2 separate regions of the Homo sapiens genome follow, and region 2 is linked to region 1. A link is a loop called in an ENCODE intact Hi-C map of the cell type or tissue named here. Cell type or tissue: psoas muscle. All regions are shown on one strand. Links, peaks and the distances in the headings refer to the core of each region. The heading gives the core; the rest is flanking DNA. Region 1 overlaps CCND2 (cyclin D2). Region 2 has its middle 25 kb from the start of FGF6.

The links. Peaks named below come from ENCODE experiments on the same cell type or tissue, not always from the same donor. Only the 100,000 strongest peaks of a DNase experiment are listed, where the experiment ranks them.
Region 2: a loop joins it to region 1, with 3 times the contacts of the local background. A loop is called at or near these places in 14 of 110 quality-filtered maps.

Annotation. Positions count from the first base shown.
Region 1 is chr12:4,305,022-4,310,397 of GRCh38, forward strand. It overlaps CCND2 (cyclin D2), which reads left to right. Exons shown (of 5, transcript NM_001759.4): 5 at 1-332. Among named protein-coding and RNA genes, the nearest start is that of TIGAR, 14 kb to the right of the region's middle. In psoas muscle, for the core only: a CTCF peak has its summit at 2,964 (motif pointing right); a DNase peak (open chromatin) is centred at 3,030; H3K4me3 peaks cover 835 bases; H3K27ac peaks cover 764 bases.
Region 2 is chr12:4,418,441-4,423,816 of GRCh38, forward strand. No RefSeq gene overlaps it. Among named protein-coding and RNA genes, the nearest start is that of FGF6, 25 kb to the right of the region's middle. In psoas muscle, for the core only: a CTCF peak has its summit at 3,239 (motif pointing right); no DNase peak of the experiment used is centred there.

The DNA of each region.
Region 1 (5,376 bases), core at 247-5,246:
AAGTGTGATGCCATATCAAGTCCATGTTATTCTCTCACAGTGTACTCTATAAGAGGTGTGGGTGTCTGTTTGGTCAGGATGTTAGAAAGTGCTGATAAGTAGCATGATCAGTGTATGCGAAAAGGTTTTTAGGAAGTATGGCAAAAATGTTGTATTGGCTATGATGGTGACATGATATAGTCAGCTGCCTTTTAAGAGGTCTTATCTGTTCAGTGTTAAGTGATTTAAAAAAATAATAACCTGTTTTCTGACTAGTTTAAAGATGGATTTGAAAATGGTTTTGAATGCAATTAGGTTATGCTATTTGGACAATAAACTCACCTTGACCTAAATTATCTGGCCGTTTTTGACTTATTTATAAACCAGCAGTCCTCAGAATGGAATACACTTGTCTCATGTCAGAACTGTTTCATGCCGCTGCAACATTTGGCAGTGGCATAAAAGACACATTCTAACCTGGAATGGAATCTACATGTGCCTCTGTGTTATGGCGGTACAAGTCATTGTTGACATTGCTAGGGGACGAGGGGTGCCTATGCAGCCAGCTTATAAGCTAGAAGCCTCAGTCCACCTTCAGAAGGTGGGTACATCACAGACACTATGACTGGTCCTCAGAGGATCGTCCCTGATTGTTGCCAGCTACTCATTCTGGGCTGTGAGGAAGCATCTCCTGGCATGAGAGGTACCAGAAGCCTGCGGTGCCATCTCCAGAGTCTAGGGAGTCTCTGGGAACCCTGCCCCTGCAGCTTTCCTGGCTCCTGCCTGCTGTTCTTCGTGGCTCCCACCTGATTTCTGATCCTTCCTGCACCCCTCTTCTGAGACACAGGCCACAACTACCTTTGCTGGAGTCTGGAGAAGCAGAGCCTGGGAATGGGATGTGACAGTCTCCGTACTGCTGAAATGAATTGCCAGGCCCTAGGCCCAGCTGCTCTTGGACCTTAGCTCAGACCAGCTTCTTTCCCGAGAGTGATGGGTGTGCAGAAGACAAGGGCCTAATGAACACTTTTTTGTGTGTTTTGTTTAGAAACAGGGTCTTGCTGTGTCCCCCAGGTTGGAGTGCAGTGGCACAATCCCAGCTTGCTGCAGCCTCACACTCCTGGGCTCAAGCAATCCTCCTGCCTCAGCCTCCCAAGTAGCTGGGATTACAGGCGCCCACCACCACGCCCAGTTAATTTTTTTATTTTTTGTACAGATTTTTTGTATAGCTTTGTTGCACAAGCTATAACAGACATTTTGATGTTACTGTAAAATTAATTTTTTCCAAAGTTCCTTGTCTGGAAGTCATCGAAGGCTGTTTTCCATTTTAATTCTGACCTGAGTTGTAAACAAGATTTAAAACTGGCCGTTGGGGAAGTCCAGATTAAGATATTCCAGGCTGATCTCAAGTAACTTCACTTAATAGGACTTTTAAGCTTACAAGGACCCTAGAAATTCCCCTTTGTTCCCATTCCCCTTGACATCCGCCATTCTTAGCGACAAATGGGGGTAACTTTTTTCTTGGGTTTCTGCCTAGTGAAGTCTGCTGGCCTCCTGGGAGTTTCAAGGGCCTCTGGTTGCCATTCTTAACCATCCTTGGAATTCTCTTTGGCATGACATAATGTCCAACTGGGTTCCTCTCCCTCCCTTTCCCTATCTTTTTGCTCTGTAGGATCAATGCTATATCTGTTTATAGCATGACAACTCCACTCCCTCTCTCAAATGCCACCCAGCAACACTGCTGGGCTTCCCCCATTCTGAACAATGGATGTTTTAAGGGCGGGAAGAGCAGATGAAGCACACAGCCGAGCAGTGAGAAATCTGACTGTCCCATCTACGCTCTTTCAGACCCAGATCATCTTATAACTGGAAAATCTCAAACTTGGAAGTGCCTTTCCTGAAAGTGGCCATTAAAAATGCAATGAAGACCTGGAAATCCCCGATCTTTTGTGCGTGTTCAAGGGAGTGCTTTTGTATCTCTAATGACTTTCTAAGATTTGGAGCTTTTATTTAGTATGCAGAGGTATCCCCAAAATTCACCTTCCCAGTTGGCTTAGCAGTAATACTGTCAAAATACTGACACGAAGCAAGTACTCAAAAGCTGAATATTACACCAGATTACTTCCCTGCTCTCCTGGCAATTACAGCAACAGCAAAAATGCTGTGGACAGAGTAGGGAGATTCAGAGTATCAAGGTAAGCCTAGTACTCACAGCCGATGTGTTATGTGGGGCCTGTACTGAGCCTTTAAGGAAAAGCACAGAAAAAAACAGGACACACAGGCCTATGAAATAGCAGAGAGAAACAACAGCAAATGCAAATGAGTCTGGGGGGAAATCGATGCTAAGGTGTGGGAGGGGGCCCTTGCAGAGGAACAGGTTTCCTCAAGCAAGTGAGTTTTAGGAAAACACTTTTGTTAGGAAGATCATGTGGGTCAGCATAGTTTGGAAACGGAAACAGAGTGTGACCTTTTCCAAAAATAAAAGGGATGGGAAGTAATTTTTTTTTAAATGAAGGGAAAATATTCCACACAATTTAATAGATTTTAAACAATATAAACACAGATGTTAGGCTTGTGAAACAGGATAAGCACAGCCACAAACATTGATTTGGGATTACCACCCACCTAATTTCTCATGAGGCTTAAAGAAAGAAGGCTGGACGCTTCAATATGACTGGTGGCTTTCCTTGTCTTTGGGCTCTGGGGGCCTCCCCGTGCTGGAGGGGCGGATTCCATCCGCTCGGACCACAGGCTCAGTCAAACAGAACTGGGCGGCCTGAGAAAGCAAGACCAGCGCCCCTGCCTCTGTCTCATTGTCCCCCTGAAGCTTTGAGTTTATGCTTCAAGCTTTGAGTTTACTCATTATTATGGTTTCTTTCATGCTGATTCGCTCGGAGGACCCTGGCCCTTCTGCTGCGCTCACCGCCGCCGCTCTGGTAAATGACTGTCCGCATGGTTTCAACATGCAGTTCTTCCTGCGAAGTCCACTAGGTGGTACTAATGCCACGGACAGGATCACTCACAAGGAAACCCAGAGCCAGCCGGGTGTAGGTTGCCTCTGCCCTGCACGGAAGGGAACACCTCCCTCCAGCAGACAGCACTGGAGCAGCACCCCCGCCTCCGCCATCTCCCCAGGGCAGCCTGGGGAAGGAACGTCAGGCCTTTCCCGTCCACACCTGGCGCAGTTCCCTCACCTGCTTCTCTCACTACCGCCACATCGTGACTCCATCTGGGGTGGCTGGTGCTGGTTCATCACCTTCCCTGACTCTTCAGTGACTAATCCAGAGATGGCACACTGGCAGCTTACAGACCAAATCCAGCCTGCAGACATAATTAGCTTGACTCCCACAGTGATTGAAACTGTCTTGGATTTACTTGCCAATACAAGATGAGAGCTTTCACATAAAAGTCAGGATTGTAACGACTCTTGGGAGATTTAAGTCCTGGCAACCACAGGCCCGCGAGGCCGCGAGGGCTGCAGCTGAGTGTGACTGGCCCCTTTCTCTACCCTCTGCCCACCCCACAACCGACTGAACCCGCTGCTCTCTTTTACGGCGCCTGCCAGTCGGCTTAGGGCTTACAGCTCTGCAGCCTAACCTGTGTCTGTTTTACCTCCCTGGCCAGGAAGGAGGGCCCAGTAAGTCCCAAGTGGAGTCATCCTCCTCCAACCCTCTCCACCACAAACAGACCTGGAATACTTCTTTCAGTTTGTGGACCATAACCTCTCCTTCTCAGACGAAGAAAGACCGTACTGCCTCAGTAAGCATTAAGATCTCTTTATGTCTTTATGAGTTTTTAGTTATCAGATTACCCCGGGGCTGGGCCAGATTTTTGAAATTCCTTTGAGATCCCAACATTCAGCCCCACGCCCAGGTCTGCAGGTAGGCCCAAATAAGGTGGGGTGGTAAAGATCTGCTTTTTGTTTTTTGGTTTTCTTTTCTTTTGTTTCTGGAGATAGGGTCTTCCTTTGTCTCTGAGGCTAGAGGGCAGTGGCGTGATCACAACTCACTGCAGCCTCAACTTCCCAGGCTCAAGTGATCCTCCCACCTCAGCCTCCCAAGTAGCTGGGACAACAGGCATGCACCACTACATCTAGATTGTTTTAAAAAATGTGTTATAGAAACAGTGTCTCACTATGTTGCCCTGGCTGCTCTCAAACTTTGGGCCTCAAAAGATCCTTCCCACCTCAGCCTCCCAAAGTGCTGGGTTACAGGTGTGAGCCACTGTGTCCAGACAGCTTTTCCTGCTTTTGTTTGTCTGGAGAGTCATTTTTAGTGCTCCTGGCACCATGGAGATTCCATGAGAAGACAAACCTGTGAGATTTCTATATTTGTTGAAAAAGTGCAAATCTCTGTGGCTATGTTTCGGTCAACCCATTCACTGAAAATCGCTACTCTTCATCATCCCCTTCCCACACAGGGCTCCTGGGCACTGCTCGTTTATTCAACAAATGAGGGCTGGGTACGTGCCTGGTGCTCCGTATGGGACCCCTCATTCAACAAATGTGTCTCAGTACTTGCTTTTCCAGGGATGAGATCTCTGCTCTCCTTGATCTCAAAGGCTAAAGACAGAGACAGATAAAAAGACAACTGCTACTTGGTGGTTGGCCCAGAATACAAGTGCTCTATGCTCTGCTCTGGAATGCCCCCCCGGCCACCCACTCGCTTTGTAACCTTGGGCTCATTACTTAGCCACCCAGCAACTCACAGTAAACTCAGTGACTTAGTTTTTTCATCTGTGAAATGGGGTTTTGTAGTTTTGAAAGAGCTTTCCACAAGCCTCTCCTATAATCCTTTTATAACTCTGGTGAATTTGGTACCTTGTTTTGTAGCTAAGTGAATGGAGGGTCACACGGCTCACTTGGCTTATCACAAAGAGTTAGGCTAGGACTGGATCCCAGATGTGTCTGAATTCAAATATCATGCATCTTCTGCTACACTGGGCTACTTTATTGATCCATATTTTGCTTACTGAGCATTGAGCTGAAAGAGTGAGACTTTTAGCCCAGTGTGGGCAGGAAGGTTGCAGGGGGTGGGGGGGGTTGGATGATGACATCACTTAGTGAAATCATCAGGGGATAGTTTTTTAATGAAGACAAAGTCAATGAAGAAAGTAAAGGGCCTTGTCATCTAAGGAGGAGTTTGTCAGTGAATGTACACCAAGGAAGTAGCCTTTTCTTTCCAGCGTCTTTGCCTTGCCCCTTGGCTGTTCTTCATGCTCATTCCATTCAGGTTATAAATGCGTTGCTCATAAACTCCTGGGAAGGAGCCATGGGTTCTGCTTTCCTCCCAAATCCCCAAACCTATGTCAATTAAAACAAGAATCACAGCCAGGCGCGGTGGCTCACACCTGTAATCCCAGCACTCTGGGAGGCCGAGGTGGGCGGATCATGAGGTCAGG
Region 2 (5,376 bases), core at 272-5,271, 110 kb after region 1:
GTATTTCAAGATCTAAATGCTCAGGCACAGCCACATTAAGACAATGGAGGATTCAGATGCTCATAGTTAGTTGTAATGAATACATTTGGATTTAAGAATGGCAAGAAAGTGTTCCACTAAAAATTATGTGCCGTTTTTGACATTTGAGATAGGATTAGGTATGTCTGTGTAAATGCATATAGTGAGAGAATCACTGCGATTGTGAGAGCTACAAATGTACTGATAACTGACGGGTTATCATGCTAGGGTTTTTCAAAGTGGTGCACTGTGCTTGAAAGGTTTCACACAAAATACAGACTTCCCTAGATTTATACCCTCGTTGGGAAACTTTGCGTTTTAAAGCGACAGAGAAAAACATTCTCTGCTTTATGTAAAGCAGTTTGATTCTAGGCTCAGATTTATAAACAGGTGTTCTACCTACATGACATTCTGAAAGCTGAGCAATTGCAGGACAATTCTTCATGATGGAGACTGTCCTCTGTGTTGCAGATGCCTCTCATCTGTGGCTTCTGTTCACTGATGCTAGCAGCATCCCCAGTCACTGTGATAACCAAACACCCTCCCGAACTGCCGAAGTGCTCCATCGAGATCCACCGATGCAACAGGGCTGAAAGTGCCTAGTCCTTACAGAGATGTTCCTTTCATTTCATTTCCTTTCTTTTCCTTTCCTTTCCTTTCCCTTTTCTTCCCTTTTCCTTTTTTCCTTTCATCTTTCCATATGATTCTAAGAAGTGGGATCCAGGAAAGGCAGAAAATAACTCTGTCTTCCTGTGTGGAGTGGCTCAGGAAAAACCAGATGAGTCGACTATGAGGGAACACTAGGGCAAAGGCCCTAAAGATCTTACTAGGAATCCATTTTCTAAAATCATTATATTAAAAAGATAGAGGCACTCATATGTTTATCGTAACAGTATTCACAATAGCACAAAGATATGAAATCAACCTAAATGTACATCAGTGGATGACTGGATAAAGAAAATGTGGTACATGTGCACGATGGAATACTATACAGCCATAAAAAGAATGAAATCATGTCCTTTGCAGCAACATGGATGGAACTAGAGGCCGTTGCTTAAGTGAAACAACTCAGAAAGTCAAATACCACATGTTCTCACTTTTAAGTGAGAGTTAAATAATGTGTACACATGGACATAGAGTGTGGACTGATAGAAATTGGAGACTTGGAAGGGGGACAGTGAGAGGTGGTTGGGCGATGAGAAATTACTTAATGAGTACAATGTACATTATTTGCATTATGGATACATTAAAAGCCCAGACTTTGCTACTAAGCAATATATCCATTTAACAAAATCGTGCTTGTACCCCTTAAATTTAATCTCCTAAGAATCCATGAACAGTAGGGATTCTCATAAGAATCCATTTTCTTTCTTTTTCTTTGAGACAAGGTCTCACTCTGTCACCCAGGCTAGAGTGCAGTGGTGCAATCACAGCTCACTGCAGCCTTGAACTCCCGGGCTCAGCCTCCCAAGTAGCTGGGCTACAGGCATGTGCCGCCACACCCGGCTAATTTTTCCACTTTTTGCAGAGACGAGGGTTCACCACATTGCCCAGCCTGGTCTCGAACTTTCGGGCTCAAGCAATCAGCCTGCCTTAGCCTTCCAAAGTGTTGCGATTACAGGTGTGAGCCATGGCGCCAAGCCAAGAATCCATTTTCATTCAGACTTCTGTAAGTGATTTACACTTCACACAACTCTTTCCAGCGTATCATCTCATTTGAATCTACACACTGATTCTGCTTGGTAGGCAGGGCTGGAATATAAGCTGCACTTAAGAGATGAAGACATAGAGGCAGAACGAGCTTAAGTGATTTATTTATCCAAGGTTATTCTCTATCTCATCCCTGTGTATATTTCCTTGCCAGCCCTCCCATGACATGCAGTAATGCTGTACTGTTGCCTGGGAAACTCATGGATGTGTCTACTCTCTGTTAGGATGAAAGCTCCCAGCAGACAACAGTCCGCTTTCTCTCTAGTTCACTGTTGTTCACAGGCACCAGCATAGTTGTTTAAAGCTAGTAGGTTTAAAATAAATATTTATTTCATAAATGAATTAGCAGCCTCCTTGCTTCCAATCCTTTATCCTCTTCATAGAATTCTCCTCTTCAAATAGTCGAATCACCTCATGCCACGTCATTGCAAAAATCTACTGTGGTTCACTGCTGTGTAGAAGATAATTTTAAGCTGCTTAGCTTGGCATTCAGGCTCTGTCTTCAACTTCCATTCCGCTCTGCACCCATAAATGCCATCCATACTCCAAAACAGCCTGCATCACTTGCCATTAGCAGCTAACATTGATTGAACACTTACTGTAGGCCAAGCACTGCCAAGCACTTTGCGTGTATTATTCTATTTAATCTTCACAAGGACTCTGTGAAATAGGCACTATTGTCTCCATTTTAATGAAAAGGGAAACTGAAGCTTAAATAACTTACCTAAGATCATGCAGCTCTTGAGTGGCACACCTGGGACTTGAACCCCCACCTTTCTGCCCCCAAGTGTGTGCACTAAGTCCCACGTTAGGTTGAACTTACTTTGCCTTTACACCTTGGCTGGGGCCCGTGCTTGGGTTCTTTGCTCGGGCTGGGATAACCCTTTTCTTCTCCATGTGCCTGCCTCCTTGCTGTCCCTGCCTCAGTGGCCTTTCATCCATGAGCCTTCCCATCCTACCTACTCTGGTGAGCCACTTTTTCCTCTGCAATACAATGCATTCTGATATAAAGCAGTATTAGCTGGGCAGGAGACTGTCCTCCACAAGGGTCTGTGAGCTCTTTTTAGGCAAATACTATAATTCATTCTTTATTTTTTAAAATTACTTTATTTTTAAATTGAATAATTGTACATATTCAAGAATAATTGTACATGTTCATGGAGATACATGGTGATGTTTCAATACATATAATAGTGAATAAATGAGAGTAATTAGCATATTCATCATCTAAATTTCTATCATCTGTTTGTGTTAGGAACATTTAACATCCTGCTACCTATTTGAAACTACATAATACGTTGCTGTTAACTATAGTCATCCTACAGTGATGTAGGATACTAGAACTGATTCCTCCTACCTGATGGGATTTTGTATCCTTTAACAAACCTCTCCCTATCCCTCTCCTCTAAAATCAGCATCCCAGTCCCAACTTACAACTGGTGTTCAGTGACTCTTTCTTAGACAACTCAGGATGAAGTTTAGTGATGACATTATTATTAAGGAAATAGCCACAAGGGGGCAGTACTAACGGGTCTGAGAATGGATTACCCTCCCTGTTCCACCTGGGAGAGGGATGTTCTGCTCCAAAGACCCTTCCAACTCACACGATGGCCCTGAGGGGCAGATGAACCAAGGTCTAATATAATGAAGTGTGCACAACCAAAAGGTAAACAGCAATGGGAAGCGTGGGAGGAAAATTGGAAGAAAGTTAGAAAAAAACACAGTTTTTTGGAAGCTCTTGAAAACTTTTGGAGTTTTAAAAATGTTCGGATAATATAGGGAATATAGTTTTTTTTTCTTGCAGAGTGTTATTTGGTTTTCTTCATACAACATTTACAACTTTAGTTCCCTAAACATAATTTTGTTAGCAAACTAAGAAACACATAACACATTCCGTGTTATTGAAGAAAACTCACATTTACGTCCATAAAGAGGGCTAAAAATAATTAATGCTATTTTCTACTGTGCTTCCTCAAATTTTCTATTTTTCTTTCTCCACCTTCCTCCTAATTGTTGTTTATGGAGATTACAAGTTATATTTTCACTCATTGTTATTGCTGTTTTGCCTGTTTTTTTTTCCTAGTTAAAAAGGAGTGGAAAATCATAAAAATTTTGAGATATGTTATTTTCTAGCCCTAATGGAACCTGCAGCTAATTCTGGCAAAAGATGGAGCAGGGCTGGGTGGAGAAGGATGGAGAAGGGACACAGAATATTGACGGGCCTTACGGGCCTATGCTTAAAAATTCATGGGATTCATGGGATTCAAGGCCAGGCATAGTGACTCACACCTGCAATCCCAGCACTTTGGGAGGCCTAAGTGGGCAGATTGCTTGAGCCCAAGAGTTCAAGACCAGCCTGACTAATGTGGCGAAACCCTGTCTCTACTAAAAATACAAAAATTAGCCAGGCTTGGTGGTGGGTGCCTGTAATCCCAGCTATTCTGGAGGCTAAGGCAGGAGAATCGTTTAAACCCAGGAAGTGGAGGTTGCAGTGAGCCGAGATCGCACCACTGCACTCCAGCCTGAGTAGCAGAGTGAGACTCTATCTCAAAAAAATAAATAAATAAGAAAAATTCATGGATTCATCCATATCGAGGGTTGGAAAATAAAAGGATTCTGAGAAGTCTTTCTGAGGGAAAGACTTTTCAGGGGACCTTTTAGGAAGGCCTGGAATAGCTTCACGAGTGAAGAGAGACTTCAGTAAGACCCCATGGAAGGCTTGACATGTGTCTCTGAAGCTGAGGGGCACCGTGGACCACTGTGTGATGCCTACCTGGAAAATTCCAAGGCAGGAGAGAGTGTGTTTCCGGCTGCTGCAGTGCTAAGAGTGAAGGGCAGGCTGCCTCTGCCCTGGGCTTGGGCTTCATTCCCAGAGTTTGCAGGGGCTCGGATTTTCTGCATGTTTCCCAGAGACCAGGCGTGAGCCACACATGAGAGCATCCCTAGCTGCCACCCACCGCCTACTGCACAGCATCCCCAGCCACCACCCCCAACCTAACCCTCAGCCTCCCCAGCCGCCACCCACCACCCAACCCTCAGCCTCCACAGCCGCCGCCCACCACCCACTGCACAGCGTCCCCGGCCACCACCCACCATTCACTGCATAGCATCCCTAGCTGCTGTCCACTACCCACACCCCATCCCCAGTTGTGACAACCAAAAGTGTCTTCAGGCGTTGCCAAATGTCCTGTAGATGTCAAAATTACCCCCAGTTGAGAATAGCTGCATTTAAGGCAACTGCATATCACACCCAAAAGAATAGGCCCCCCAGCTAGGGCTACTTTTGATGATAGCGACCACTTGGGTGCCTGGTAAATGCACCAGCTGCTGACTTCTGTCTTGGCACAGAAAGTTAGAATGACACCCTGTGTGAGGGCAGCCTTCCCCAGATGGCAGCAAGGCACCGGTTTGGACTGAATGTGTGCTCCCCAAGTTCATATGTGAAAGCTCTGACCCCTACTGTGGCTGGATTGAGAGATAGGGTCTGTAAGGAAGTACATGAGGTTGTAAGGGTGGGGCCGTAATCTAGTAGGACTATGGCCTTATAGGAAGAGAAAGACACCTGGGTGTGCCGGGTCTGTGCTTATGCCCAGAGGAAAGGCTGATTAAGGATGTGGTGAGAAGGTGGCCTTCTACAAGCCAGGAAGA